Linked DNA regions of Homo sapiens: all the other regions are linked to region 4. The links are chromatin loops, found by intact Hi-C in ENCODE. Cell type or tissue: mammary epithelial cell. All regions are shown on one strand.

Evidence for each region. Hi-C counts contacts between places; a loop is a spot of excess contacts. Peaks named below come from ENCODE experiments on the same cell type or tissue, not always from the same donor. Only the 100,000 strongest peaks of a DNase experiment are listed, where the experiment ranks them.
Region 1: a loop joins it to region 4, with 2.7 times the contacts of the local background. A loop is called at or near these places in 4 of 110 quality-filtered maps.
Region 2: a loop joins it to region 4, with 8 times the contacts of the local background. A loop is called at or near these places in 2 of 110 quality-filtered maps.
Region 3: a loop joins it to region 4, with 2.3 times the contacts of the local background. A loop is called at or near these places in 4 of 110 quality-filtered maps.

What each region holds. Positions count from the first base shown.
Region 1 is chr3:129,719,337-129,727,336 of GRCh38, forward strand. All of the region lies in intron 4 of TMCC1 (transmembrane and coiled-coil domain family 1), which reads right to left. Among named protein-coding and RNA genes, the nearest start is that of PLXND1, 120 kb to the left of the region's middle. In mammary epithelial cell, no CTCF peak of the experiment used is centred here; DNase peaks (open chromatin) are centred at 4,315 and 4,795; H3K4me3 peaks cover 1,540 bases; H3K27ac peaks cover 2,600 bases.
Region 2 is chr3:129,691,028-129,699,027 of GRCh38, forward strand. The region is part of intron 4 of TMCC1 (transmembrane and coiled-coil domain family 1); the gene reads right to left. Among named protein-coding and RNA genes, the nearest start is that of PLXND1, 88 kb to the left of the region's middle. RefSeq lists enhancers at 1-573, 4,826-5,437. In mammary epithelial cell, no CTCF peak of the experiment used is centred here; DNase peaks (open chromatin) are centred at 3,384 and 4,424; H3K27ac peaks cover 2,308 bases.
Region 3 is chr3:129,728,641-129,736,640 of GRCh38, forward strand. All of the region lies in intron 4 of TMCC1 (transmembrane and coiled-coil domain family 1), which reads right to left. Among named protein-coding and RNA genes, the nearest start is that of PLXND1, 130 kb to the left of the region's middle. RefSeq lists an enhancer at 6,349-6,849. In mammary epithelial cell, no CTCF peak of the experiment used is centred here; a DNase peak (open chromatin) is centred at 3,991; H3K27ac peaks cover 861 bases.
Region 4 is chr3:129,791,709-129,799,708 of GRCh38, forward strand. All of the region lies in intron 4 of TMCC1 (transmembrane and coiled-coil domain family 1), which reads right to left. Among named protein-coding and RNA genes, the nearest start is that of TMCC1, 98 kb to the right of the region's middle. RefSeq lists an enhancer at 2,595-3,794. In mammary epithelial cell, no CTCF peak of the experiment used is centred here; DNase peaks (open chromatin) are centred at 3,323 and 4,093; H3K4me3 peaks cover 2,190 bases; H3K27ac peaks cover 4,879 bases.

The sequences.
Region 1 (8,000 bases), 72 kb before region 4:
GCACTGCATCCCTTCCCATATGCCTTGCCTATGCATCTTTTCATCTGCATCCTTTATAATAGGCCAGTATACACGTTTTCTTGAATTCTGTAAGCCACTCTAGCAAATTAACTGAATCCAAGGAGGGGGCTGTGGAAACCCCAATTTACAGCCAGTTGGTCAGAAGCACAAGCAAAATAACCTGGGGCTTTCAATGGGCATTGGAAATGGGATGCAGTCTTGTGGGACCCAGTCCTCAACTAGTGTAATCTAATACTATCTCCAGGTAGACAGAGTCAGAATTGAATTGAATTAAAGGATACCCAGCTGGTGTCTGCTGCAGAATTGCTTGCTGGTGGGAAGAAATCTCCACAGACCTGGCATCAGAATTGTGTTGTTGAGAGGATAGTGGGAGAAACTGAGTATGTTTTATCCACTCAATTTCCTTTACACTCAAATGGCCTTCAAAGGCACATCTGATTTGGCCTTCTTTATGGTAGATTAATAGCCACATTCATCCAATCTCGTATACCCTTCCCTTTATAATTTGGATTTCCCACTCCTGTCAAGAGGTGGCTTCTGGCCAGGCACGGTGTCTCATGCCTGTAATCTCAACATTTTGGGAGGCCAAAAGGCAGGAGGATCACTTGAGCCCAGGAGTTTGAGACCAAGCCTCAGCAACATGGTGAGACCCTACCTCTACAAAAAAGAAATAAATTAGCAAAGCGTGGTGGCACATTTTTGTGGTCCCAGCTACTCAGGAGGCTGAGCCAGGAGGATGGCTTGAGCCCAGGAGATCCAGGCTGCAGTGACCTGTGTTTGTGCCAGTGCACTCTAGCCTGGGCAACAGAGTAAGACCCTGTCTCAAAAAAAAAAAAAAAAAAAAAGAGATGGAATGTATTTCTCCATCCAGTGAAACTGGGTTTGGTCATGGTCTTGCTTTGGCCAAGTGAAGTGTCAGCAAATGTGACATGAACAGTGAAATGTTAGCAAATGTGACACAAGCAGAGGCTTAAAAAGTATTTGTGCATTGGAGTCTGTCCTTTCTTGTTGCACTGAGATCTCCAGCACACTTTACATCTCAGTTATTGACAACCTCATCCTTATAATAGCTATTCAGGCTAAAATCCTTGTAGGTTGTCTACGTGGATGAGTGTTAAAAAGAAAAAATAAAATAAAACCTTGAGAGGTCCAGCCAACAGCCAGTACCTACTACCAGACACATGAGGAAGGGAGGCCATCTTAGACCATCTAGGTCCACCTGAGCCCCCCAACAACTATAATGACACGAGGCAAGACCAGCCTAAGAACCACCTAGTGGAGCCCAGCCCAAATGGCTGACTCAAAATTGTGAGCAAATAAAACAGTTATATTAAGCTAATATTTTTATTATTTTTTTAAGACAGTCTCACTCTGTCACCCAGGCTGCAGTGCAGTAGCCTGATCATAGCTCACTGCAGTCCCAAACTCCTGGGCTCAAGCGATTCTCTCACCTCAACCTCCTGAGTAGCTGGGACTACAGGCACACACCACCATGCCTGGCTAATTTTTATTTTTTTTAAAGACAAGCTCTCACTATGTTGCTCACGCTGGTCTTGAACTCCTGACCTCAAGTGATCCTCTTGCCTCAGCCTCCTGAGTACCTGGGATTACAGGTGCAAGCCACTGTGCCTGGCTAAGCCACTAAGTTTTAAGGTGGGGTGTTACACAGCAATAGATAACTGATACACTGTATTAAATCTCTCACACTCCCAATTCCTGCCACTCTTCCCTCTCTTAATTATTGCTCTAATCATACCAACTAACCTCTTTTTAATTCCTTGTAAACACTGTGAAAACTCCTGCAGTTATTCTGGCTGTACCCCTGCCTGGAATGCTCATTCCTCAGCTGAACGGCTAACCTGCTCTCCTCTTTCAAGCCTTCCTTCAAATGTCTTGTTTTAAATGAAGCTTATGCTTACTGTTCTATTAAAAATGGCAGTCTACCCTCAATGTCCAGCACTTCCAATTCCTCTTACCCTGCTTTATTGTATTTATTTATTTTGAGAAAGGATCTTGCTCTGTCACCCAGGCTGGAGCGCAGTGGTAATTTAGCTCACTGCAACCTCCACTGCCCTACCCTGCCCCGGGATTCAAGTGATCCTCCCATTTCAGCCTTCCAAGTAGCTGGGACCACAGAGTCAGCTACATTTTTTCTTCTCAAATCCTGCCTTCAAAATGTTCATTCTGTAATTTGGAATGAACTCTTCACAAAGCATGTGCAGGCCGGGTGTAGTGGCTCATGTCTATAATCCCAGCACTTTGGGAGGCCGAGGCAGGCAGATCACGAGGTCAGGAGATTGGGACTATCCTGGCTAACACCGTGAAACCCCAACTCTACTAAAAATACAAAAAAAAAAAAAAAAAAAAAATTAGCTGGGCGTGGTGGCAGGCACCTGTAGTCCCAGCTACTCGTGAGGCTGAGGCAGGAGAATCGCGTGAACCCAGGAGGCAGAGCTTGCAGTGAGCCGAGATGGCGCCACTGCACTCCAGCCTGGGCGACAGAGCGAGACTCCGTCTCAAAAACAAACAAACAAAAAACACAAAGCGTGTGCAATCTCATGCAAGGAGGTCATATATGAAACCCTATCTATAGCAGTTTTATGTATCTAGATTGTTATATTAAAAGTTTTAGATACTAGGGGCAAGTACCTCATTTGTGAACATTTTAATCATTGTTTCAATGAGAATATTTTAGTTTACCAATCAATAAATAGTTCAGGTAAGAGAGAGACAAAGGTAGGGAAGCAAGGAAATAGTTTAATCCAGGGATCCCCAACCCCTGGGCCGCAGACCAGTACAGGTCAGTGGCCTGTTAGGAACCAGGCCACACAGTAGGAGGTGAGCAGCAAGCGAGTATTACCACCTGAGCTCCACCTCCTGTCAGATCAGTGGTGGCATCAGCTTCTCATAGGAGCACAAACCCTATTATGAACTGCGCTTGCGAGGGATCTAGGTTGCATGCTCCTTATGATAATCTAACTAATGCCTGATGACCTGAGGTGAACAGTTTCATCCCCAAACCATCCCACTCCAACCTTGCCCACAGACACCCCGACCCCATCTGTGGAAAAATTGTCTTCCACAAAACCGGTCCCTGGTGCCAAAAAGGTTGGGGACTGCTGGTTTAATCTACACTCACTCACTCAGGTACTAACTATATTGTTTTGATCATACTGTCTCTACTCTTATAAGTTAATGCAATCAGCAAATAAAATCAATTAAAAATATTTAAATTATGTTTTATGCCCTCCCCCACCTGACTATCAATAATGGAAAAAAAGGAGTTAACTTCTCTTTTACTGTTAGTCTCCACCCACTATTCCTTTAGGGCTCTCCTATGAATCCTTTCCTTCTGATCACCCCACTCACCCTGGGCTAGCATTCTTAATAAAATAGATAAGTAAACTGACCTTTTATAACCTCAGAACAAACAGAGATGTGTCAGGGGTTTTGAATCCAAGATATATAGCAAACAACAGAAAAAGAGGGTACAGACCAGAGGCACAAATCTGCTTAAAAAGTTGGCATTTAAATTATCAACCATAAGGCATAAGAGGGTAATTCAATATCAAACTTCACAGTGAAAAATCTGTTTGGATCTTAAATCCAACTGCTCAATAGCAAACAATATGAATGTACATTAACTTCAGAATCAGGCAAAACTATAAAGAATCTCCTTTGCTTTAGTATTTATCTCTTAGAAAATATGTATCATTTATAAGATCAACTAAAAAATGGCAAGGTCAACTAAAAAAAATGGTAAAATCAAACTATAGGCTAAGTTTGTACTCAGGACTATGGATGAAATGTGAAAATGGTGGTTGTGTTGAATAAAGCTGGATCATCCTCCAATCCAGTTTTATCTCAGAGATTTGTTCTGCTGATCTGGAGATACAAGTTTCACACTGAGATATGTGTATATTGCTTTACAATTCAGAAAATTTCCAAGTCCTTGGGAAAAATACTTTGAAAATAAGTAGCTGAGCACTAAGAAATCTTTTTCTTTTTTTTTTTTTTTTTTTGGCCACCTAGATCCATCAAGAATTTTTTTTTTTTAATTTAATAAGTATTCCAGGTGGCTCTAAATCAAATTCCTATTTGTTATGCATGCCTGGCATCTTCGAATTTAACCCATGTTTTTCCCAAGCAGTCCAAGGCAAATGAAACTCTTGTTCATTGAAAGAAACACTGATTTTCCAGTAACTATTTCGCTTGAGAAAGTGAGGATGACACTTACTCTGCAATGAAGCAGCCCATTACACACAAGAGACGGGACACTCCAGGATGATCTGAGCATGTCCATACAGCTACAGAGCACCCTCTACATTCTGTCCAAATAGCTTTGGGTAAAATGAACAACTAGGAAACACATATTATGCTTCTCCATTATTACAACCTTACACAAGTCAGTCCTAAAATAGCAAATGCCCCTGGCTGAGATCTACTGCTGAAAAACGCTAAGTTTCAGCAGCTCAGGCTATTTCCTTTGTCTGTCTATTCAACCAGCCCCCACTTAAAGCTGCAGGACTAACTAACTATAGGATTCAGGATGAGATTTTTTTTTTTTTTTTTTTAAAAGACAGATACACACACATATACAACATACGGTTTCCGAGGAGAGTGAGGGCTCCATGCTTGTGAGAGAGGAGGAGGAGGAATATGCCGAATAACCCTCAGGTTTCTCCCAGATTTGAACATGTTGTACTGTGGCATGAGGTCAGCAGAGACTTACTCCAGCCCTGTGAGGCTGAATTCTACCCTGACAAAGCAGTATCACTGTAATATGAAGCAAGAGGATTCAGGGCATGTTGGCAGCTGTACAGAATGCCTGTTCTAGAAAGTAATGGCAATTCCAAAACAAGAGATCTATGGTGTCACATGAGATAATCTTCAGCCCAGTTAAGCAATAAGCACCCAAAATACTTTGAATCCCAAACACAGGCAGCTCAAAAGTTTAATGGTAGAAAAGAACTTTTCTCCTTGACCCTATTTTGTGTCTGGAGGAAATAATCAGGAAGAAGAAAACTGGAAGAATCATTAGTTAATTTGATCTGTATCATAAACAACATACTGATTCTGATCTGATCTGTTCCTGGGCACTACGACCTAGCTGAAGAACCCCAAACCACCTCTGTGACTTTACTATGGAACAGGGAGAATATTCTGGAAATACATTTTTGGTAATGGATATATGCCAGAACTGAAGGTGTGAATAACCTCATTTTTCATATGTGCCCAAAAGGCAAACCTAATATACATCATCATTTCTTTTTAGTTCAAGAATGTGTGCCTTTAGAAATTCTTCCTCCAAAGAAGAGGGGCACTAAAAAAGGAGCCAGAACATGAATTTTCTACCAAGAGAAAACAGGGCAATGCAGACATTCCTTTACATTTTATGGTGTCCCTTATACTATGAAAGTTCTATTCTAGACCAAAAGTGACCCAATAGTTTTATAACAAGTAAAATTTAGCCAGGAAACACAAGACAATGGAGATAAAAGAAAACTGTACTACAGCACTAATGGGAAGGTAAATCTATAAGAAGTTCTTCAATAGTTCAGTGGGATAAGGAGGGATAAGGAATAAAGAAATAAAAACTTTTCAAGATACACTAGCTTTGTTTTTATACATATAGCTTACTAATATTGGATTTTAAAAGGAGATACATATAACTTATTTACAGATTTCCAAATTTCTGATAAAGTTTTTGAGGATCTACATTTGTACCCAAAAACCTAAAGATAATCATACAATTTCATTTTCTTTTTCTTTTTGAGACAGGGTCTTGCTCTGCCATCCAGGCTGAAGTGCAATGGTGTGATTTCAGCTCACCGCAACCTCCGCCTCCTGGGCTCAGGTGATTCTCCTGCCTCAGCCTCCCAGGTAGCTGGAATTACAAGTATGTGCCACCACACCCACTAATTTTGTATTTTTAGTAGAGATGGGGTTTCACCATGTTGGCCAGGCTGGTCTCAAACTCCTGACAAGTGATCCTCCTGCCTTGGCCTCCTAGAGTGTTGGGATTACAGATGTGAGCCACTGTGCGCGGCCTAATCGTACAATTTCTAATATAATTTTTTCATTCTTTAAGAATTTTACTTCAATAAAAACGAAACATAGCATCTTATTTTTTTAAGTAAATAGAAAAAAGAAATAGAAAAAAGTCATTATAGAAATAGAAAAAAGAAAATAGAAAAAAATCATTACTGGATTGTTTCAAAGCAGGTAATTTTGAAAGACTGGATAGGCAAGTTTCCTGTATTAATAAACTTTTCTTTAGGTCATTTTATAAGAACCTCTGAAAGAGTAATCTACTTTGAACATTGATTTTTTTTTTTGTTATACTTACACTATCAAAGGAAATTTTGATTCCCTAGTTTTAAGATGCACAAGAAACAGTGCCCAGAATGGTGGTTATTACCAATTGAAAAGAAACAACCGTACTAAATTTTTTAGTTCTGAGCTTCTTTCTTAGCAATATCTTAACACAAGGCCAAGAGAAAAGTCTGGGAAAGCAGTAAACAGTCCTTTGGAGTATGGGTTTTAGTCTACTGCCAAAGGTAGGAGATACAACTAATGTTTTGATTTCTACATTTGTACCCAAAAACCTAAAGATAATCATTCTATGAACCAGGATAGGAATAGAAGGGAACATCTGATAAATTATGTAAATCTGTATAGGTACAGACAGGTACCTGTATCTACCTGTATGTACAGGTACAGACTTTGGGCCAAAAGGGAATAGGCATTAATATGGAACAAAAAGAGTCAGTCATACCTTATCTGTAGAGGAGAAGTAGGACTAACAACAGAGTGAAACTTTTGCAGCTCTAAATTACTATCCTCAATGTCGGAGACAAAATTTTCTAACTAGAAGGGCTTCGTATTTATTCAATAATTCTTACTATGTGCCAGGCACACTATATGGGACATTTAGGGATACAAAAATGAATAAGATGAACAGGTTCTTGCCCTCTACTGACTTTTGAGATCATCTGTGTTCTCTAGGCTACTATTTCTCAACATTAAAACAAAACAAACAAATAAAAACTTTACATCCTCTACAATACGGTCTCGCTCTACAGTCTAGCTATGCATTCCTGCCACTCTGGATTATTTTATTGTGCTTTACTATCTGTAGTTTATAGTTTTAAAACAAGAATTATACGGACTCTACTTTTTAAAAAGTATACCTCTCCATTAGAGATTCTAATATCTCAAGTCTCCTAGGGATGTGAAGGCCGGGCATGATGGCTCACACCTGTAATCCCAGCACTTTAGGAAGGCGAGGTGGGAGGATCACCTGAGGTCAAGAGTTCGAGACCAGCCTGGCCAACATGGTAAAACCCTGTCTCTATTAAAAATACAAAAATTAGCTGGGTGAGGTGGCGCACACCTGTAATCTCGGCTACTTGGGAGGCTGAGGCAGAACTGCTTGAACCCAGAGGTTGCAGTGAGCTGAGATGGTGCCACTGCACTTCAGCCTGGGTAACAGAGCAAGACTCTGTCTCAAAAAAAAAAAAAAAAAAAAAAAAAAAAAAGAACCACTGTTCAAACCAAACATCTTATTCTGTAGTACAAAACCCTAGTCTTTGAAAGGAGAATTGAATGATGTAGTTGTGGCCCTATCAGATCTAGAATCCACATGTACTGATTCTCCATTTCTGTTCTTTCTACTAAACCATGGTGTACCCTCCTACAATCTTGTTCCTACTTCATGCACTGTCATACCAATCTGTTTTTTTATGTCACCATTGTATGAAAACAATGGAACAAACAAATGAACAAAAAACAAAAACTCTTCAATTTCTGCAATGTACTCACTTTGCAGAGATGTTCATGGTTTGGTATTCCTGCCTTATAGCTTCACTATATAAATCCTCTGTGGAGGCTTTTTTTGGACAAATTATTTCTTTGGAATGCTGTTTGACTGCATGATCAATGAAGGTTCCTTTCTAGCCCCAGAATTAATTCTGAGA
Region 2 (8,000 bases), 100 kb before region 4:
TCTCATTTGTTTCTTCTCTTGCTGACTTTTTGTTTCTGGTTTATGCATGGTCAGTAAGTTACTCCTCACTGATGGCAGCACTAATTGATAATTTGGTTTTATGGTTTGACCATTTGAGGTCTCTACAGAAGAGTGATAGATATCTATTCTCTGTTGAATGAGATATCAAAACATTATCCAGCTTGTCAGACTTTTCTGTCCATTTGTCTATGTCGAGTGTAATTCAATTAAGAATTCTGGCTCTGCGTGGTGGCTCATACTTATAATCCCAGCACTTTAGGAAGGCTGAGGTGGGCAGATCACTTGAAGCCAGGAGATTGAGACCAGCCTGGGCAATGAAAGGGAACAGCTCTTTGAGATCTGGACCAGTGAGGTTTTGTGATTCTGTGTTTACTTTTGACCCGTGGCTAAAAAGTTGTAGAACTAAAGCCATAGGTCTTTATGTGTCCTGTAATTCAGAAACACCACAACAGCCAGGCGTGGTGGCTCATGCCTGTAATCCCAACATTTTGGGAGGCTGAGGTGGGAGGATCACTTAAGGCCAGGAGTTTGAGACCAGCCTGGGCAACATAACAAGACCCTGTCTCTACAAAAATGATAAATAAAATTAGCCGGGCATGGTGGTACATGCCTGTAGTCCCAGCTACTTGGAAGGCTGAGGTAAAGGGATCATTTGAGCCTAGGAGTTTGAGCTGCAGTGAGCTATGATTTCAGCCTGGGTTTGAGTGAGACTCTATCTTTAAAAAACAAAACAGAAAGACCATGGCCTCTTGTTTGTAAGTATAAAACATTTTCCTACCTTTAGAGAGTATTAATAAATTAGATTATAATGTCTCCTAAATTAAAGGACCTCGGATCTCATTCGTTTTACAGAGCTAAATAAGCACATATATATATGTCAAACATCCCTACAAATCTAAGAAAAGAAAAAAGTGAACATCTGACACTTTAAATATGCTAGACAAAGAACAAAAGATTCTTCTTACAGATTCTATCAGTTTGGAAACATTTTAAGAATCCAAATTCACATACTTAAGGTAAATATTTGGCAAACTGAGGCTAGTATCAGAGTTAACTATAATACTATATACAGTTTATTTCACTTGGGGTTTGTTTTTTCATGTAGAAAAAATTTAATCTGAACTTTGTAAACTTACTTATACAGGTTTAGTGATAAAATTAATATTACTCTTCTTTTGTAATGTTTAGTATTTTAAAAACGAAAGTTTGTGTTAATCTAAATTGAATCACAATGCTGACAAGCTTTTTATATCAATAGCAATTATGTGTCAGCTTAAATATCTCCAGGATCTTATGGTAATTTAAAAATCACAGACTAATGTTAAATGGAGCTAATTAATAGTAATTTTTGGATGCCCAGATGAATTTCTAATTAGAAGAGTAAAACATTGTTTAAACATAGTTTTAAGCTTACATACTTTTGCTTGTTTTGTATATGCTATTAGAGTGGTTATATCTTTGAGTAATGTTAACAAATGGCTTCATTTTTGCCTTGTTAAGAAGGTGTTAAAGAGATGTGTGTGACTATAGAAAGTCTGCTATGTGTATTTGTGAGCTTTACTAGTCTGCTAAGATGCTTGTGTATGACGTAGTTCTTATTATCCATTCTCTCTACCCAGTTTTCTCTCTGAAACAGAAGTCATAATTGATACAGGTGGTTATAACTACACTAGGAACAATAGTAACAGAGAAATATAAGGTGTAAGTCTTTTTGTTTTTAAAGGAAAAGGAGCATTTTTTTGTCCCAAACTAAAGTAACAGTTTGTTAAAGAATGTAAAAGACAAATCATTTATTTATTTATTTATTTATTTAAGATGGGGTCTTGCTCTGTTGCCCAGGCTGGAGTGCAGAGGTACCATCTCGGCTGACTGCAATGTCCATCTCCCGGGCTCAAGTGATCCTCCTACCTCAGCCTCTCAAGTAACTGGGACTGCAGGTGCACACCACCATGCCCAGCTAATTTTTGTATTTTTTTGTGGAGATGGGGTTTCAGCATGTTTCCCAGGCTAGAAAGACAAATCTTAAAAAGTGAATTTGATTTGCCTTGTAAAATATACTACTGGGATGTGAAAAGAAGCCATGAAACATGTTAAAATTTTGGCAACATTTAATCAGCTTTGATGGGTTTGCGTCTTTGGTTTACTGATTAATGCCTTCATCTATAATATGAAAGATGATTCTTATTTGTGTATAATTTTCTTAGAGAGCACAATAATTCTCTGGCTTTATGTTGGATTATGTTCTAGATGATTAAATACAAAACAAACCAAACCGGAAAGAACAAAGGTTCTTTACTTGTGAAAGAGCTTAGGTTCTTTACAATTGTAGTACCTTATCTTTTATTCTCATTTTGATTAAATAATCAAGTATTGTTTCTTATCCATGATACTATCTTAATCAGGGGCCCAAATGTCCTTTGTTAACTCTTTTGATCTTGCCTTCCCCAAGATTGAATTTTTTTTTTTTTTTTTTTTTGAGACAGGGTCTCTCTGTGTCATCTAGGCTGGAGTGCAGTGCCTCAACCTTCCGGGCTCAAGTGATCCTCCCACCTCAGTCTCCCAAAGTGCTGGGATTATAGGCATGAAACACTGTGCCCATCCCATGTTATCTTATTGTTCTATTTTTTGTGGCTATATGAGGAAGCCCTTTCACTTTCTCCTTAAACTACTTCTAACCCACATTTTAGTAGATTGATTCTGCCTCTGTGATCTGAATAAAACATTAAGTAGTATCTGATTTTCATGGAATACTGAGCATTCAGAAACATACTGAGTTTTCCTTAACTTATGGCAATACTGTTATTTGCATAGGATCAATACCAATCTCATCTCCTTTTTATCAAGATATAATTGGATTTTGTAACTGTATATACTGGAATCTCATAAATGAGAACATCACATTTGAGAATAATTCTCATTGACAAACTACTTTAAGAAACAATAGTTGACTTGATATAGGGAGCCAATGCCTAAAAGAAAGTACTCCCAGGAACACTGGCCTGATTCCTGAGGTGGTAAGGAAAGTCACTTCCTGGCAAGCCTTAGAAAATACTGGGGACTTGAAGATGAGATTAATTCACCCAAATTTATAGGTACCACAGGTGAAATCTGGTGAGAGAGTTTCTCAGGTGTATTTTCCTAACCTTAGTATAGTAAATAATAAAGAGTGTTTAAAAGTCCAATCTGAATCCTTACGAAAACGTCCACACAGAAGTTAACTGTGTTGTCTTAGTAATTGCTCAAAACTGTATGGCTCTGGATTTGCAAAGATAGTTCAAGGATGCCCCTGTATGACTAACTAGCACTGTGGCTACACCTATGTGAATAATCAGGCCAAACCTAATGAGACTGTCAGAAACGTTTACACCTGAGTAACTTCAGCGTGCCTATGGGCTAGGTAAAGTCAGGTTAAGACCTGCTAGGCTGCATTCCCAGCAACTTCAGGTATTCTTAGTCACAAGATGAGATAGGAGGTCACCATGAGATACAGGTCATAAAGACCTTGCTGATAAAACAGGTTGCAGTAAAGAAGCCAGCTAAAACCCACTGAAACCAAGATGGCGATGAGAGTGACCTCTGTTCCTCCCCACTGCTACACTCCCACCATTAGCTCCAAGGCAGTGTACAAATGCCAAGGCAATGTCAGGAAGTTACCCTATATTGGTCTAAAAAGGGGAGGCATGAATAATCTACCCCTTGTTTAGCATATAATCAAGAAATAACCATAAGAATGGGCAGCCCCTGGGGCTGCTCTGCCTATGGAGGCCATTCTTTTATTCTTTTACTTTCCTAATAAACTTGTTTTTACTTTACTCTATGGACTCGCCCTGAATTATTTCTTGTGCGAGATCCAAGAACCCTCTCTTGGGGTTTGGATTGGGATGGCTTTCTGGTAACAAGACTAACTATTTTGTGATCAAGAATAACATTTGGAGATATTTGGGAGGCTGAGATGGGAGAATCACTTAAGCCCAGGAGTTGAAATTTGCTTTGAGTTGTGATTGTACCACTGCACTCCAGCCTGGGCGACAGAGCGAGACTCTGTCTCAAAAAAAAAAAAAAAAAAAAAAAAAAAAAATCATAATTAATAATAACCTTTGAAAATTATTCTTGATCACAAGAGAGATGGGAGACTGTCAGCAAAATTTATGGAAGACCAAAATGGTAAAAGATTTTGAATGTCCTTTCAAGGGAATGCTGGGTGTTGTCTATTGGACCCTTTGAAGTTATCTGATTGAATAAAGATGTGAATCTTTGTCTTTGGCTAGGTTGTTTTCCAAGTCTTTAGAGACAGAAATTGCCTCATGGACAGTGTTTGTGATGCAATGTGTATTAGTCTGTTCTCATGCTGCTAATAAAGACATACCGAAGACTGGGTAATTTATAAAGGAAAGAGGTTTAACTGACTCACAGTTCCACAGGGCTGGGGAAGCCTTGGGAAACTTACAATCATGGCGGAAGGGGAAGCAAACACATCATTTCTCACATGGTGGCAACAAGAAGTGCCAAGCAAAAGGGGGAAAGCCCCTTTTAAAACTATCAGATCTCATGAGAACTCACTAGCATGAGAACAGCATGAGGGTAACTGGCCCCGTGATTAAATTACCTCCCACCAGGTCCCTCCAACAACACATGGGGATTATGGGAACTACAATTCGAGATTTGGGTAGGGACACAGCCAAATCATATCATTCTGCCCCTGACCCCTCCCAAATCTCATGTCCTCACATTTCAAAACCAATCATGCCTTTGAGGACTAAGCTCTGATTTTTGTAAATCTTGCCCAAATTCCTATCTAAGGAGTTTCAGGAGTCATGCCCTACAAACCATAAATTCTCATCAGCTGGGTTTTATTTAACCCTATGTATCATGACTTACTTTCCAATCTGACTCTGGCATAACGTTATGTGACAAAGAAGAAAATCAAAATATTTTACCCCAAAACATATTTCTCTGCCATATTTTGAAATGGCCTTGCAAGGCCATGCTTTGTAGGGGTAAAATCTGCATCTGTAAAGAATCTCTATTAAACAGCTAGATCTTTTTCTTCCAGGCCCTCCCAATCCTGAAGAGATTAACTGAGAGTCTAGCACCTTTTAGAGGTCTGAATAGGAAACATTTGTCACCTATTGTCTCTAAGGGCAGCTACTATGAGACTTCAAAAGAACCTTGGTCTCCACCATCTTTTATCTTAACCTGAACATTTCCTTTCTATTAATCCCAGGTCTTTAGACAAACTCAACCAATTGTAAACCAGAAAATGTTTAAATCTGCCTATAGCCTGGAAGCCCCTGCTTCGAACTCTCCCGTCTTTGTGGACCAAACCAATGTATTTCTCAAATGTATTTGATTGATGTCTCATGCTTCCCTAAAATGTACAAAACCAAGCTACAACCCAACTATCTTGGGCACATGTTCTCAAAACCTCCTGAGGGCTGTGTCATGGGCCATGGTCACTCATATTTGGCTCAGAATAAATCTATTCAAATATTTTACAAAGTATGACTCTTTTTGTTGACACCTTCCCAACAGTCCCCGAAAGTCTTAGCTCATTTCAGCATTAACTCAAAAGTCCATAGTCCAAAGTCTCATGTGAGACAAGGCAAAGTCTTTTCCGCCTATGAGCCTGTAAAATAAAAAGCAAGTTAGTTACTTCCTAGATACAATGGGGGTACAGGCATTGGGTAAATACACCCATTCCACATGGGAGAAACTGGCTAAAATGAAGGGGCTACAGGCCCCATACAAGTCCAAAAATCCAGCAGGGCAGTCAAATCTTAAAGCTCCAAAATGATCTCCTTTGACTCTATGTCTCACATCCAGGTCACACTGATGCAAAAGGTGAGCTCCCATGGCCTTGGGCAGCTCTACCCCTGTGGCTTTGCAGGGTACAGCCCTGCTCCTGGGTGCTTTCATGGGGTGGCGTTAGGTGTCTGCAGCTTTTCCAGGTGCACAGTGGAAGCTGTCAGTGGATCTACCATCCTGGGGTCTGGAGAATGGTGGCCCTCTTCTAGCAGCTCCACTATGCAGTGCCCCAGTGGGGACTCTGTGTGGGGGCTCCAACCCCACATTTTCCTTCCGCACTGCCCTAGCAGAGGTTCTCCATGAGGGCTCTGCCCCTGCAGCAAACTTTTGCCTGGACATCCAGGCGTTTCCATACATCCTTTGAAATCTAGGTGGAGGTTCCCAAACCTCAATTCTTGACTTTTGTGTACCTACAGGCTCAACACCACATGGAAGCTACCAAGGTATAGGGCCTTCACCCTCCAAAGCCATGGCCTGAACTGTATCTTGGCCCTTTTTAGTTAAGGGTGGAGCAGCTGGGATGCAGACCACCAAACCTGTGGGCTGTACACAGCAGGGGGGTCCTCGGCCTGGCCCACGAAGCCATTTTCTCCTCCTAGACCTCTAGGCCTGTGATGGGAGGGGCTGTTGCAAAGGTCTGTGACATGCCCTGGAGACATTTTCCCCATTGTCTTGGTGATTAACATTCAGTTCCTTGTTACTTATGCAAATTTCTGCAGCAGGCTTCAATTTCTCAGCAGAAAACAGGTTTTTCTTTTCTTCTGCATCACCAGGCTGCAAATTTTCCAAACTTTTATGCTCTGCTTCCTCTCAAACACTTTGCCACTTAGAAATTTCTTCTGCCAGATACTGTAAATAATCTCTCTCAAGTTCAAAGTTCCACAGATCCTTAGGGCAGGGGCAAAGTGCCGCCAGTCTCTTTGCTAACACATAACAAGAGTCACCTTTGCTCTCGTTGTCAACAAGTTCCTCATCTTCATCTGAGACCATCGCAGCCCGGACTTTATTGTCCATATCACTATCAGCATTTTGGTCAAAGCCATTCAACAAGACTCTAGGAAGTTCCAAACTTTCCTGCATCTTCCTGTCTCCTGAGCCCTCCAAGTCTCTAGGAAGTTCCAAACTTTTCCACATTTTCCTATCTTCTTCTGAGCCCTCCAAACTGTTCCAACCTCTGTTACCCAGTTTCAAAACTGCTTCCACATTTTTGGGTATCTTAATAGCAGTACCCCACTCTACTGGTACCAATTTACTATATTAGTCAATTTTCATACTGCTATGAAGAAATACCCAAGACTGGGTCATTTATAAAGAAAAAGAGGTTTAATGGACTCATAGTTCCACATGGCTGGGGAGGCCTCACAATCATGGTGGAAGGCGAAGGAGGAGCAAAGGCACGTCTTACTTGGCGGCAGGCAAGACAGCATGTACAGGGGAACTGCTCTTTATAAAACCATCAGATCTCATGAGAACTCACTATCATGGGAACAGCATGAGGGTAACTCCCTCATGATTAAATTACTTCCCACTGGGTCCCACGACACATGGGGATTATGGGAACTACAATTCAAGATGAGATTTGGGTGGGGACATAGCCAAACCATATCACAATGTAAATGAATTCTGTCTGGGAGAGAATATAAATCTCTTTGAGTCCAATTCTCATTTGGACTGATTTTAACATTTTATTGGTTCTTTCATTAATTAGTGAGCTAAAATTCTCTGTGTGCTCAATTTGTACATGAGTTATAATTTTACCTTAAGAAAATAACCTTTCACATTTGGGTCTGTACTTTTTCTTTTTTAAAGCAACTAATTAAAAAGTAATTGTTTAGTTAGAGTTAGCAAGCTAAAGCCCTCTGCCTATTTTCTTAAGGCCTGTACAAAAGAGCTACAAAATATTTTTACGTTTTTAAGGAGTTGTAAACAACAATAAAGAATACATTACAGAGAACATACAAGGGCCTCAAAGCTTAAGATATCTAGTATCTGGCCCTTTATAAAACAAGTTATCTGCAAATCCCTGCTTTATTTTAATATAAGCAATCAACTTGACAATATAGAAGAAGGTGAGAATTAAATCAACATTTCAGTAGCAAAGTCAAGTTAGGACCCAGACTGAGAAAATCTGTTCTTTAACTAAAAAACTATCCAGATATGTAGCAGGGATATTT
Region 3 (8,000 bases), 63 kb before region 4:
GTACAGTTCTATGAATTTTAAAACATGCATAGACTCATGAAACCACCAGCAGTATAATCAGGATACAGAGAAGTTCCAAAAGACTTCCTTATATAGTCACACCTAACCCCACCACTAACCCTTAACTTATTCTTTTTCACTATAGTCCTATCTTTCTGAGAGTGTCACATAAACAGAATCATACAGTATATAACTTTCTGAGACTGATTTATCAACACAATGTCTTTGAGATGCATAAAGGATGATGCATGTATCATAGTTCATTCCTTTTCATTGCTGAGTAGTAGTTCATTGTATGTATATACCACAGTTTATCCATTCACCTGTTGAAGGACATTTGGATGGTTTCCATTTTTTAGCAATTGTGAGTAGAGATGCCATAAACATCAGTGTAGAGGATTTCATAGAAATGTAAGTTTTCATGTTTCTAGGTTAAATACCTAGGCATGGATTTACTGGGTCACATGTTCAGAGTATGTTTAACTTAAAAAAAAAAATCACCAAATTTTTCCAGAGTAGTTTTGCCATTTTCCTTTCCTACCAGCAGTGTATGAGAGTTCCAATTGTTCTCTGCATCCTTGTCAGCATTTGCAACTGTCAGTTTTTTATTTTAGTCATTTTAAGAGTGGTACCTCATCAAGATTTTAAATGCATTTTCTTAATGGATACTAAGGCTAAATATCTTTTTATGTATTTAGTTGTCATTGTATATGACAACTTTTGTTGTCTGTTTTAAAGAATCTGTTTAAGACATTAAAGAATCTTTTGTAAAGAATCTGTTTAAGACATTTGACCATGTATTATATAGGGTTTAAAAATAAAACTATTGAGCTTTGACAATTTTTTATATACAGCTGTTCCTTGACTTTTGTCTCAATAAATGAACTGTGAGATGAAAATATTGGCCAGGCACAGTAGCTCACATGTATAATCCCAGCACTTTGGGAGGCCAAGATGGGAGGTCACTTGAGGCCAGGAGGTTGAGACCAGTCTAGTCAACACAGCAAGAATCCCATCGTAAAAAAATAATAAAATGAAAATATTGCAAGTTGAAAGTGTATTTAATATACCTAACTTACTGAACATCATGGCTTAGCCTAACCTACCTTAAATTGCTCAGAACGCTTACATTAGCCCACAGTTGGCAAAATCACCTAACGCAAAGCCTATTTCATAAAAAGGAATGAGGCCAGGCACAGTGGCTCATGCCTGTAATCCCAGCACTTTAGGAGGCTGAGATGGGAGGAATATTGAGCGGAGATGGGAGGAATAATTGAGCCCAGGAGTTCAAGACCAGCCTGGCCAACGAGTGAGACCTTGTCTCTGCTTTTAAAAAAATTTTTAAATAAATAAAATAAAAAAATAGAAAAATAATTTATTGACTATTGTACTGATAGTGAATAACAGAATAGTTGTACAGGTACTCGAAATATGGTTTCTGCTAGACATATATTGCTTTTGCACCATTGTAAAGTCAAAAAAATTGTTAAGTTGAACCATTTTAAGTCAGGAACCATCTGTATTCTGAATATAAGTCCTTTGTCAGATATGTGATTTACAAATTTTTCTCCCAATATGCAGCATGCCCTTTAATTCTCTCGATAGCATCTTTCACAGATTAAAAATTTCCTGTGTTGTTCTAAAAGTTTCATAGTTTATTTTATATATTAATTTATGATTTATTTTGTGTTAATTTTTATATAAGGTGTGAGAAGTTCAAGTTTTTGCCTACAGATTTCTACTTTTTCCAACACCTCTTTTTGAAAACACTATCCTTTCTCCATTGAATTGCCTTTGTATTTTTGTGAAATATGAACTGGCAATATTTACGTGGGTCTATTTCTGAACTTTCTATTCTATTCCATTAATCTACATGTGTACCCTTTTACTAATATGGCCTCATCTTGGTTACTGTAGCTTTATGGTAAGTCTGAAAGCTGGGCAGAATAATTCACGTAACTTTATTTTTCTTTTCCAGTATGGTTGACTCTTCTAGTTCTTTTGCCTTTCGATATATATTTAAGAATAAGCTTGTCTATCTCTACAAAAAGGTCCTGCTGAGATTTCTGATTGGAATTGTGTTAAAAGGATAATAGGGAATGCCTACAAAGAACTGTGTGTACATAAATCAACAGTTTACATGAAGCGGACCAAATTCTCAAACAACAAACTACCAGAATCACCTAAGATGAAATAGATAAACTGAATGGTTATATAACAGTTTTTAAAATGAAATTTTGTAATTAAACATATTCTGAAAAAGAAATCTCCCTGTGGTTTCACTAAATTCTACCAAACATTCATTACAAATAAATCAATTCTATACAATCTGTTCCAGAAAGCAGAAGGAGGAACTCATTTTATGAAGCCAGCATTATCCAGGAATTAAACCCGGAGAAGATCTGTTAAAACAAAACAAGACAGCAGACCAATAGCCCTCATACTAGCAAATCAAACCTAGCAATGTATATGAAGAATAATATACCATAACCAAGCAGGGTTTGTATCAGGAATGCAATGCTGGTTCAATATTTGAAAACCAAGCAAGGTAAGCAACATTAGCCCAGAGAAGCAAAACCACATGATATCAATTTATACAGGAAAAGCATTTGAGAAAAGTCAACAGCCACTCATTATTAAACTCTTAGCCAATTAGGCTGGACGCGGTGGCTCACACCTGTAATCTCAGCACTTTGGGAGGCCAAGGTGGAGAGATCACATGAGGCCAGGAGTTTGAGACCAGTCTAGCCAACATGGTGAAACCCTGTCTCTACTAAAAATACAAAAATTAGCTAGACATCGTGATGCATGCCTGTAATCCCAGCTACTTGGGAGACTGAGGCACAAGAATCACTTGAACCCAGGAGGCAGAGGTTGCAGTTAACCGACATCGTGCCACTGCACTCCAGTCTGGGTGACAGAGTGAGACTCCGTCTCTAAATAAATAAATAAATAAGAACTCTTAGCAAATTAGGAATAGAGGGGAACTTCATCATTTTTTTTTTTTTAAACAGGCGTGAGCCACCGTGCCTGGCCCAAAATTTTTTTACACAGCAGCTAATTTCATACTTACTGGCTCAAGCCATCCTCCCACCTCAGCCTCCCAAGGAGCTGAGACTACAGGTGTCAGCCCCCAAGCCCGGCTAGTTTTTCGTATTTTTTTTGGTAGAGACAGGGTTTTGCCATGCTGCCCAGGCTGGTCTTGAACTCCTGAGCTTAAACGATTCACCTGCCTCAGCCTCCCAAAGGTCTGGGATTACAGGTGTGAGCCACTGTGCCTGGCTTCCCATATGTTTTAAAGAATCTCTAGATTTATAATACCCAATGCAATGCCTACACATCACTTCATTCACATGGATTCAACATAGTATTTCATGTGTGGCAAATTCAAATTTTGCTTTTTGGAACTTTTTGAAATTTTTTTTCTAAATATTTTGTGTAGACTGGCATAGTATGTTGCAACCTTGCTAACCTCACTTAGTTCTAGGAGTATTCTGTGGATTCCTTGGTTTTCTACATATACAGTGATGTAGCCAGTGAATAGAAATTGTTTTACTTCTTTCTTTCCAATTTGTATGTCTTTTATTTCCTTTTCTTGATTTATTTTACTGGCGAGAACTTCAATACCAATAGAAATTGCCAGAGAGGACATCCTTGCACTGTTCCCCAGCCAGAACTCCAATGTCAGTTAAGTTTTCAAAGTCTTTGCAGTGCTTTTTGGATCTGTCCCACAGATGCACCACCCACCCTGTTGCCAGTCTGGGACTTGGCAATGGTCTAACCCCTACTTCATTTCTCAAAGTCTAGGTATACTGTTTGGGGTCAGATTTCTGCATGCAGACTGCATGAATAAGCTCAAAAATTCATAATAAAATTTAAAGAGTTTATTTTCAAATATCTTATAATCTCCCAGTACTTTCTAGGTCAATGGGATTCCCCTTTCTCATTACCTAGTCAGAAAGCTGGTATGTTATTTACTCTGCTCAGCCATACAATTTCCATAATAGTGCCTTTGTTTGGAAGCAAGCAGATGAAGGAGAGAGAAAAAAAGCAATTGAGACTCATTCCACCCTCTTGTAACCACAGCTCCACTGATCTGAGAATGGTTCCCTAAAATCAGAGTTTTAAGCTCTTGCTAGACCCCAATCTGCTGTCACTGCAGGACTGCTTGAGGTTCATGGTGCAAGAGAACAGAGGAAAGAAAAAGGAAAAAAGAAAAAGTTTCTGTACTTTCTATTAGTATTACAATATCGCCTTCCCATTCTTTGAACCAGAACTGAAGGCTTCTCCTAGAGTTCTCTTATCCACATTAATGTCCACTTAGGGGTTTTAGGCTGTGTTGATTTGAAGCCTGAGGATATGAGAGAGGTGAGAATGATAAATTAAACCCTGGTTCAACAGTACTTCAAAATCTGCTCCTTCTTAGTGCAACTTTTAAGATACGTCTTTTGGAGTCCTCAAATAGTTGCTCTAGGCCAGGTGTTTTAGCTGAGTTCAGTAGAAAAGACAGGTGAAATGTGTTTGCTCCATCTTACCCATAACAGGCATCTTAAGCCACGAAGTTCTGAGGTGAACTGTTACACAGAAATAGATAACTGGAGTACAATCCAACTCAAGAAGCAATCATTCAAGTGTGGTGTACATGAAACAACACAGCCTTTATGCATCTTCTCTAGAAAAGTCACCAGATAATTATAAAACAGATGCTATCAGTTCAATGGCAGACTATTCTCTGCTTTCTTACCTTGGCTTCTAAGAAACAGATTCAATAGTTTCATTATTGGAGTAATCAAAGTGATAGCAGTAAAAACCATGGAAGCCTCTTAGTAGATGTGGGTTTATTCTGCTGTCAGGTATAATTTGTCAGTAAGGGTTTGGACATTTCATTCTTTCATGCCCTGACTGGTATCAGTCAGAATTAAGAGAATCATTGGAGGAAAAGGGAACAACGAGGAAAAATTTGGAAAGTGGAAATGCCCTAAGGGAAAAAATTTTCCCCAAAGTTATTCTTGTATAGAATTCCTAAAACAAGGTTTTAGTTTTGCGGTCTTGAAAACAGAGTATTTCACCAGCAAGCAGCATTTCATTCAGAATAGCCTACCAACCTGTTTGTATAATTAAGCACTAATATTTCCTGAATTAAAATATCTAGGATGTCAATCAGCTCCACTAGCTATCATAAGCTTTGCCCAACATAAACAAATCACTACACAGAAAGAAACTGTGTAGATAGCACCATTTCACATCCACGAACAGGCAAAAATTTTAAGTGTTTGTGAAGATGCAGGTCAATGGGAACTTTCACACACTACTGATAGGAATAAGTTAGCATAATCACTCTGGATAGCAATTTAGCAATATCTAGTTAAACAGAAGATGAATATACTGTATAACCCAGTAAATCCATTCCTAGGAATTACTAGATAAATTAGTATATACTAGAGAAACTCCATATATTTGCATAAGAAGACATGTTCAAGAGTATTCACTGTAGCACTGTTTATGAAACAATGAAATATTGAAAACTGTATGTCCATTAACAGGAGAATCAACTTACAAACTGGTATATTCATAAAACAGAATACTATACAACAAGTAGATCAGAACTATATGTTATCAGTGTAAATAATTTCAAAAGCATGATATCAAGTGAAAAGAGTAAAGAAATTTTGCGTATACAGACTTGCATAACATGTAGAAGAGAATCATTTACATAAAATTTAAAATCATGTAAAACAAAACTATATGTTTTTTTATGGACAGATGTACATGCAATACAAGTACATAGACATATTTGTTATTTGAGAGGCTGAGGTGGGCAGACTGCTTAAGCTCAGGAGTTTGACATCAGCCTGGGCAACATGGAGAAACCCCGTCACTACAAACAATATAAAAATTAGCTGGGCTTGGTGCTGGTGCCTGTAGTCCCAGCTACTTGAGGCTGAGGTGGGAGGATTGCTTGAGCCCAGAAGGCAGAGGCTGCAGTGAGCTGTGATTGCATCACTGCACTCCAGCATGGGTGACAGAGGGAGATTCTGTCTCAAAAAACACAAAAGAATAAAACACATATGTTAATGAAAAACACTAAATTCAGGATAGTACTTGTCTCTGAAGAAGCGGAATGGATTGAGGAATGGTACACAAAAAAATGAAAGTACCAAGTTTGAAAAGCTTGGTAATTGTGCTTGAGTGTTTGTTGTTATTCTCTTTTTCATTTTTCTTGCATACAGCCACCCATTAATCTCTTTATTTTTCTGTTCGAAATTTTTTTTTTTTTTTTGAGATGGAGTCTCGCCCTGTCACCCAGGCTGGAGTGCAGTGGCGTGATCTCGGCTCACTGCAAGCTCCGTCTCCGGGTTCATGCTGTTCTCCTGCCTCAGCCTCCCAAGCAGCTGGGACTACAGGCGCCCGCCACCACGCCCGGCTAATTTTTTACATTTTTAGCAGAGATGGGGTTTCACTGTGTTAGCCAGGCTGGTCTCTATCTCCTGACCTCATGACCCGCCCGCCTTGGCCTCCCAAAGTGTTGGGATTACAGGCGTGAGCCACTGCACCCAGCCTCTGTTTGAAATATTTTATAACACAAAAATCAGAAAGAAAAAAACTATGAGAACATATATACATTACATTGTTAACATTCAAATGTTTAATGAAAGAATATTCTAACAATATGTTAGCTAAACACACTTCGCCAAAAAAGTGTGTTTAAGCAAGCTAAAAGGGGCCAGGTGTGATGGCTCACTCCTGTAATCCCAGCACTTTGGGAGCTGAGGCAGGAGGATTGCTTGAGGCAAGAGTTTGAGACCAGCCTTGGCAACACAGTGAGATCCTGTCTCCACAAAAAAGGAAAAAGAAAAAAATAGCCAGGTGTTGTGGCACGCACCTGTAGTCCTAGCTACTTGGGAGGCTGAGGCGGGAGGATCTCTTGAGCCCAGGAGTTCAAGGCTGCTGTGAACTATGATTGTGCCACTGCACTCCAGCCTGGGCGACAGAGCCAAGACTCTCTTAAAAAAAAAAAAAAAAGCAAAGAGAACCAGGGATTATGAAGATTTAATACGTTTCAAAAGTGCATGTAAGAGAGCAAGTGAAAAACAGGTTAGCTTCTGTTATATCCTAAGTAAAGGTCTCATGACTCAAGACAGTAAGGAGAGGAGCAGCCTCTATGAGCTCTCTTGCTTTCCCCACCATCATCTGCTACAATACAGTACAGCAGGTTATTTGGCACATCTTGCAGCCTGGCAGTGATTTCGTTCAAAGCTGCGAACATGGTAGAAGCCTGCTGACCTTCTGGGGGGACTCCTGGAACATCAGAGAAAGAAAAGTCTACATGGAGTAGAGCCGAAAGACCTGCTCTTATCTGTAGACCTTAAGTAATGTACTTTGGCCAGAGTAGAAAGGGGAGTTTTACTCATTCTATACCCTCTTCTGGCTCTCATATGACTTGCTGGGTAAGAAAGTAGAGAATTTGTTTTTTTGATCTTACAAATGACCCAAAAATCTGCTGGGTCACCTGAGTTAAGGCTGTGGATCTCGTGCAGGGATTGTGAGGAGGATGAGCAAGTGATCACCATGTTCACTTGGTATCTACTGGCACAAATGCCAAACTATCAATTCTACTGACTCATCTGCATCTGCAACTGGCAGGACATACCTGTATCCCGTGCAGAGCCTGCCAGAATGCTACACTGTAGAGTCACTCAGGATAGTGAAAACTGTGGCAATAATTTTATCACACAATTGTTTAATACTTTAGTTACTTATCCCTTTATGTTAGTTGTACAATGTTAGGCAAAAACAAGTCTAGGCCATTTAATAATTGTGATGAAACTTCTCCTTTAAAAAAATGAAGGCTGGACTAGTAATGACAATTATTATTTTCTTTTCTTTTTTTTTTTTTTTGAGATGGAGTCTAGCTCTGCTGCCCAGGCTGGAATGCAATGGCACAATCTCGGCTCACTGCCACCCCCACCTCCCAGGTTCAAGTGATTCTCCTGTCTCAG
Region 4 (8,000 bases):
TGGCAAGGAAAATTGAGAACTTTTCTGTGAATCACATAACTGAGATCCAGTCAAAGAGAACAGGTGAGCATCTTTCTTAAAATGGAATGTTTTTTACTTCACCTAAATCTTAATTTACTTCCTTTTTTAACTCAGATGTGAACATCTACCAGCCTACAACAATCACTTGAATATTTTAAGGAAAATATCCAGTGTAAGTAAGCATGACTATCAACCTTAACATAAAAAGCATCTAAAGTGGGTATTAGGCTTAAAATTACTGCAAACGTTTATATCTTCTTTCAGAAAATTTCCAAGAGAAATTAAAGAAATTTAAAGATGGTCACATCAGTACTTTCTTTTTGTTAAAACAGGAAATTGTTTTTAAAACTCAGATCTTAAGACAACTCTACTCCTGTGGAAAATTACTTATTAGCAAAAATGCTTGTTACTGAAGTCGGAAACATCTGAAATTGCTGTTCAACTGTATATATATATATACATATATATATATACACATATATATATCTATGAAAAAACGATTTCATTTTGAGTGTTCAATATGTGCCAGAAATACCATAAACTGGGGTATGGCAGGTCCCTGGCTCTCAGGTAACCTATGGATTTAGCTGAAAAGACAAATAGAGGCACGATGCATTTGCTGATATATTTTTTTTTAAGACGGAGTCTCGCTCTGTCACCCAGGCTGGAGTGCAGTGGCATGATCTCAGCTCACTGCAGCCTCTGCCTCCTGGGTTCAAGCGATTCTCCTGCGTCGTCAGCCTCCCAAGTAGCTGGGACCACAGGCACGCACCACCATGCCCGGTTTATTTTTATATTTTTAGTAGAGATGAGGTTTCACTATGTTGGCCACGCTGATCCATTTGCTGAGTTTGTTTTTTAAACTCACTAACATAACTATTCGGTTTCTCCTTCATATTTAAGTGCCTTACAGACTGAAATAATTAAAAATATTTTTTCAGTTCATTACTCTGATAGAACAGTAAATCTGATAGACAACAAATTTCCTTAGCTTTGGTCTAGATCATCCATTATAGGATCCATAAATCACATTCAAATGAGCAATAAGGGTACCAGGAAAAGGAATGAAAAAAGGCTACATCTTTGAGTGTTTTTATGTAATGTACCTAAAGAGAGGATGCATCCCATTCCTTCAAAAGTGTACTTTTTGTAAATCAGTCATATACATAGTATAGAGTGAAGAGGGTAAAGTTTAAAAAATAATTGGGAGAGAAGTACTGGCAGCAAAATACCCATAATATAGTTACCTTCTAATTAGAAAATTATCACCTGGCTCTCAACTATCAGACACTCTTGTGCAGGAACGTCACTGCCCTGATATCTACCCATCTGCTTTTTAAATGTACTATATATATGAAAATACAAGCACTGGAGGACATTGAAAGAGCAACAAAAATGATTCTTTTTATTGTGTAAGAGAAATGTGGAGGCCTTCAAACACACACACACACACACACACACCATGGAGCAGGGGGGAAGGGAGCAAGTTAAATATATTTTAATACTCCTAAAAATCCCGTTAGGCTTAGAAGTCCCAAGAAAAACTATGCATATGTGACACAGGGATGGAAGCAAGCACTTTGCTCATTTCTGCATCAGTGCACACACTCTACACTGGGGTCACCTGTGAGGGAACTAAAGGTTTTCCCTTAAGATCACAATACATTTCAGGATCTAACAATTCTGATTAACAGCCAAGGCAGTGAAGAATGCCTACAGACTTACTATTTGTTTAAGCTTCTGTATTCAGGGAATGAACTGTGACACAACTGAGCCACCAACTGCTACATTTTTTAAATGGAGCTTTTAAAGAACACAATGGGTTTTGAAATAAAGCTCAACTCTTACCACACCTCTTTCCATATTAGTTTCTGCACTAAATGACTGGGTCAAGGAGGGCTGGCTACAGGCAGAGTGGATTTCATAAATCACCATCCCCTCTTAAATGCGTGCTTCACCTTTTTACTATTTTAAGTATGATTTTCTCAGGTTAAAAAAACTTTTCCCCAAAAGCTGCACACATGGAACCTGCTTTTCATCAGAACTCTGTAAAAACTGCTTTGTGAGCCTCTCTGTAACTGCTTTTCATATACTTCATTAAGTATTCAAGTTTCTCAACACAACCACTCATTTTAACATTTTAATGCCAGTCTTGCTCATTAAACTATTTTGTGGTAGTTTTTCTCAGTTTAATAGTGAAATGTATGAAAGCACTGATTCCACAGAGAAGAAGGCTTTCTCCTCTTGGTCCACAAGCTGACAGATTAATTGCTTATTAAATATACACTTTCAACCCACAATTATCTCTTTCACACACACCCTTCTGGAAATTCTATCTCAGGAGCAAACTACAACTTTGCCCAAATTCAGATGACAGCTGCAGTTTTAGGGGAACACAATCTGGGGCTGCCAGTGCAGTCAGCCTTCAAGCTTTGTGCCTGTCAGATAAAAGAACAAAAGGCAGTGCTTCCTCCCTCAGCCCCTCCTTAGCGCTGGAGGACGGCAGGCTTGACAGAACAGTTCCAGAGAAAAAGGAACCATGCTGAAGCAAGTGAGAGTTTCCCCTCCACAAACATAGAAAACTACCAACCCACCTTGGATAGCTGCCTCCTGAGGCTAAAGCGCTGAACCATGATCACCCAGAGGATCTTCAGACAAAGCAATCCACGAAGGGTTTTTTAAATAACAGCTTCTTGGGAAAGTCGGTGGCAGAACATTTTGAAGACTGCCAGAGAAGTGCAAAGAATTTCCCTGGGAGTCTTAGCAAACTTGGAAAGCCTTCATTGTTCTATCAAGAGATACTGGAAAACCTACGTGGGAGAGGGCAGGGTGGGTGGGGCAGTAATCCTGAAGCCGCTGTGCCCAGTGCCAAGCTCTTCTAGCACTTCCTGTGAGTCAGCTGTGAGGGGTCCAAACACAAGGACCACCCCTTCCCTTTCCACCAGACCAGTAGGCGAGGATGCCGCTGTGGTGCTACCTGAAACTCCAGAGGACAGACCTGATGTTCCGGTCTCTGTGGGAGGAGGAGTGGTGTGCTGGGGTCAGACAGCATCTGCTCCAAGTAGGAGACAGGCAACTGCACCAATTCCTCCCCTCTTCAGCCGTCCCAGCAGCAGAGAGTGTCCACTGCAGACAGCAACGCACCCTTCTCTACCTCCACCTTAGGTAATCCTTTAAGGTGAGGCAGTGTGAAAAAAAAGGAGGTGGTGAAAAGCAAGCCCCTGGCTGTACCAGCTCCCTGCTCAAGAAGGAAACTCCTCCCAGCTGGGCTCGGCAGCTGTGCGGCTTTGTCTAGCATAATTGGCCAAGCCTTTCCTCTTATTCACAGGGAGGGGTCCTGCCTCAGGAAGGAATGTCAGGTGCAGAGAGGCATACTCCGACGGTGACTTCAACTTGTGCCAAAGTTAAACACATTAAAGTGGCCTCCTGAGGTAATTGCCCTCTCTTGTTGGAATGAAGTAATTTTTTAAAATCTACACACAAAACAAAAGGAACAGCTCAGAGTGAATCAATGCAGGTAAAGAGGTATGAAAAATAACTGTAAGAGCAGTTCCAAAGATAAAAATATTCCTATCTTTGCCACTCTTCCTCTGTTTGGGTCTGCTTCCAGACAACCACTGTGAGGATAACGTTTCATTTAATGAAACTTTCCAGTCTATGTGCTCCTCTTGGAATTGTTCATTACTTCTGAATGAATTTAGTACTGTTTAGGGCAGAACTCATTCGTATATTTTTTTTCCCTGTTCCAGTGTCTCTCAATTTCCTGTGAGCAAAGTTATGTCATATGCTACATTTAAAGCCTTTGTTGGAATGAACCTACTATGTGCAGTCACTATGTTAGGCAGTTCACATTTATTATCCTATTGATTTATCAAAACAACCTTATAAAATTTGTATTACAATAGTCCTCCCTTACCTACAGTTTGTTCCCACAGTCAACTGCAATCCAAAAATATTTAAATGGAAAATTCCAGAAACAAACCATTCAGAAGTTGTAAACTGCATGCCGTTCTGAGTAGCATGATAAAACCTCATGCCATCCTACCTGGGATGTGAATCATCCCTTTGTCCAGCCTATCCAGCCCTGGCTCCCACCCGCTAGTCACTGAGTAAGCGATTTGGTCATCAGATCGACTGTTGCAGTATGGTAATGTTGTATTCAAATAACCCTTATTTTACTTAATAATGGTCACAAAGCACAAGAGGAGTGGTGCTGGCCTACTGTTATAATTGTTCTATTTTATTGTTACTGTTAACATCTTACTATGCCTAATTTCTGAATTAAACTTTATCACAGATATGTGTATAGGAAAAAACACAGTACAGTCGTAACCCACATGACATTTCAGTTAACAACTAGCCACATATATGACAGTGGTCCCATAAGATTATAATACTGTATTTTTATTGTACCTTTTCTATGTTTAGCTATGTTTAGATACACTAATACATACCACTGTATTAAAACTGCCTACAGTATTTAGTACAGTAACATGCTATATAGGTTTGTAGCCTAGGAGCAACAGGCTATACCATATAGCCGAGGTGTGTAGTAGGTTATGCTATCTAGGTTTATGTAAGGACACTCTACGATGTTCTCACAATGATGAAATCACCTAACAATGCATTTCTCAGAAGTTATCCCAGTGTTAAATGACACGTGACTGTATATATAGGGTTCAGTACTATCTTCAGTTTCAGGCATCCACTGGGGGTCATGGAACATATCTCCTGTGGATAAGGGAAGACTACTGTAGTATCCCAACTCTTCAAATAAGTAGTAATTTCTCGCTCTAAAACCTCAATATGGCCAGGTTCAGTGGCTCATACCTGTAATCCCAATGCTTTGGGAGGCTAAGACAGGAGGATCACTTGACACCAGGAGTTCAAGACCAGCCTAGGCAACAAAGCTAGACCCTGTCTCTACAAAAAATAAGAATAAGAAAATTAGCTAGGTTTGGTAGCATGTGCTACCTAACTACTACTCAGGAGTCCTAACTACTTGGGAGACTGAGGTGGCAGGATTGCCTGAGTTCAGGAATTTGACGCTGCAGTGAGGCATGATGCTCCAGTCTGCGCAACAGAGTGAGACCTTATCTCTAAAAATAAAAACTAAATAAAACATCAATATTATTGTGAGAAAATCATGTAGTGTTTGTAACTTTTTTCTTCAGGTAAGAAACACAAAAAAATGAATTTGAAAAGACAGGTTTCTATGCAATGATTATTCTCAACTATGCTCGTATCATATACTACCAGTATCCAATTATCACCAAATAGGATCTAAAATTTTACCTAAAAAATAACACACATAGGCCAGGCGCGGTGGCTCACGCCTGTAATCCCAGCACTTTGGGAGGCTGAGGCAGGTGGATCACGAGGTCAGGAGATCGAGACCATCCTGGCTAACACGGTGTAAACCCCATCTCTACTAAAAATACAAAAAATTAGCTGGGTGTGCTGGCAGGCACCTGTAGTCCCAGCTACTCAGGAGGCTGAGGCAGGAGAATGGCATGAATCCGGGAAGCGGAGCTTGCAGTGAGCCGAGATCACGCCACTGCACTCCAGCCTGGGCGACAGAGCGACACTCCATCTCAAACAAAAAAAAAAAACACGTATTTCATAATATCTCGGGAAGAGCAGAGAAGATGCATCAAATTCAAACAAATAATAGGCTGCCAAGTCTCCAAAAAAAAATTACCTAACCAAAATGTATATATAAAACGTTTAGGCTGGGCATGTGTGCTTATGCCTGTGATCCCTGCACTTTGGGAGGCCAAGGCAGGCAGATTGCTTGAGCTCAGAAATTCGAGAGTAGCCTGGGCAACACGGTGAAACACCATCTCTACAAAAAACACACAAAAAATTAGCTGGGCATGGTGGCATGAGTAGGTGGTCCCAGCTACTCAGGAGGCTGGAGTGGGAGGATCACTCGAGTATGGGAGGTGGGAGCTGCAGTGAGCCAAGATCATGCCACTGCACTCCAGCCTGGGCGACAGAGAGACCCTGTCTCAAAACAAAACAAACAAACAAATCTTTTACTCTTAAAAACTTTAAGCAGAAAGAAGGTTGAACATATCTAAGTGTATTTTTTGTAAACTTCCAAAGCTAAAAAGCTTTTAGATGAACACCTATAACCAAAAGTAAAGACTCCTTCATACCAAGGTTCAGAGAACACAATATAACCTAACATTTAAGCTGTTTAAAATTTAATTCCAAGTGGAAAGTAGGTTGACAGAGCACCCGAGTTGTGTGCCTTTTTTTTTTTTTTCTTTTTTTTTTTGAGACGAAGTCTCGCTCTTGTCCCCCAGGCTGGAGTGCAATGGCATGGTCTCAGCTCATTGCAACCTCTGCCTCCCAGGTTCAAGCAATTCTCCTGCCTCAGCCTCCCAAGTAGCTGGGATTACAGGCGCCTGCCACCATGCCCGGCTAATTTTTGTATTTTTAGTAGACATGGGGTTTCACCATGTTGGTCAGGCTGGTCTCGAACTCCTGACCTCAGGTGATCCGCCCGCTCAGCCTCCCAAAGTGCTGGGATCACAGGCATGAGCCACCATGCCCAGCCGCCTTTCTGGTTTTTGAGTGGTAAGAGTACCAGTACCTCCATTTTTCTCGCAGAGATAGTGAAACAGTATTCTGAAATTATCTCCTAGGAATGTAAGAAGGATTCATGAAATACTGATGCGGAAATAATGAAGTGCCTTACAGAAAGACACACTGTCTTAAACACACAGTGTTTCTGATTGATATAAGCAACTAGAATCCTAAATCATTGCTAAAAGATTCTTCCTATCCAAAAAAAAAAAAAAAAAAAAAAGGAAAGGAGACAGGGGTGTGAAACAAGTGGTAAGTGAAACTTAATTTCCCTCACTAACAAGGCAACCTGCTTTCAGCCTAAAGAAGTGCTCAGAATGTTTTCTACTAATGAAATGGAAACATAAATAGTAACAAAATTCAGTAATTTCTCCATTCTAAATTGCACAGACTTGTTAACTATTTTCCTACAAACTGCCCAAATGGGAATAGCTCATTAACAAATAACAAAGTAATAGTCTCTTTCAGAAATTATTATTCTTTTAGTTACTGTCTACATTTAAAGCAAGGAGTGAAGAAATCTATTTTCAAAATGTTTAGTCAACAATGCTGCCAGTTTTAGGGTTTTCTGTGGCATTTTAGGCCCCTTAAATGAGATTCTTTTGGCAATCCCACAATAAATAACAATACAGATAGCATATTTTATTATATAAGAACAGATTAAGTAATTTATGTAGTTATTTACAAAAGCCCATGCAACTGCCAATATAAATAACCATGAAAGTAGAGGAATTTGTTAAGTAGTAAGAAGTTAAAAGATGTTGGTGATCAAAAATTTGAGTACCATATACAATACCTTAACTTGTGAGGGTTGATTTAAAGGGCAGCTGACCTTGCCAAATAAGGTCTTTATTTGGATGACTTGGACACGGCTCTTTGAAACATGCTAAATTAAGCCTGATTCCTTCTATATTAGCAATGTTTTGGGCTCCACATTTCTTTCTCCTAAAAAAACTTGTATCATGCGTTACCTGCAGTAAATGCATGAAAGGAAGAAAGGACGGTAAGAAGGGAGGAGCAGAAAGTAGTTTCAAGAGGCTATTTGGCCCAGTTCCTTGTATCCAACTAACTCAAGGTTGTTGCCTATTCTGTAATGGTATTTTTCAGAGATGGCATTTCCATATGCTCCTCTATCCTCTCTTAGCAAGGTTATGATCGAGATGTTAATTTTCCTAACATGTCCTTACTTTAAAAACATTTTCTGGGGCCGGGCACGGTGGCTCACGCTTGTAGTCCCAGCGCTTTGGGAGGCCGAGGCGGGTGGATCACGAGATCAGGAGATCGAGACCATCCTGGCTAAAACGGTGAAACCTCATCTCTACTAAAAATACAAAAAAAATTGGCTGGGCGTGGTGGTGGGCACCTGTGGTCCCAGCTGCTCGGGA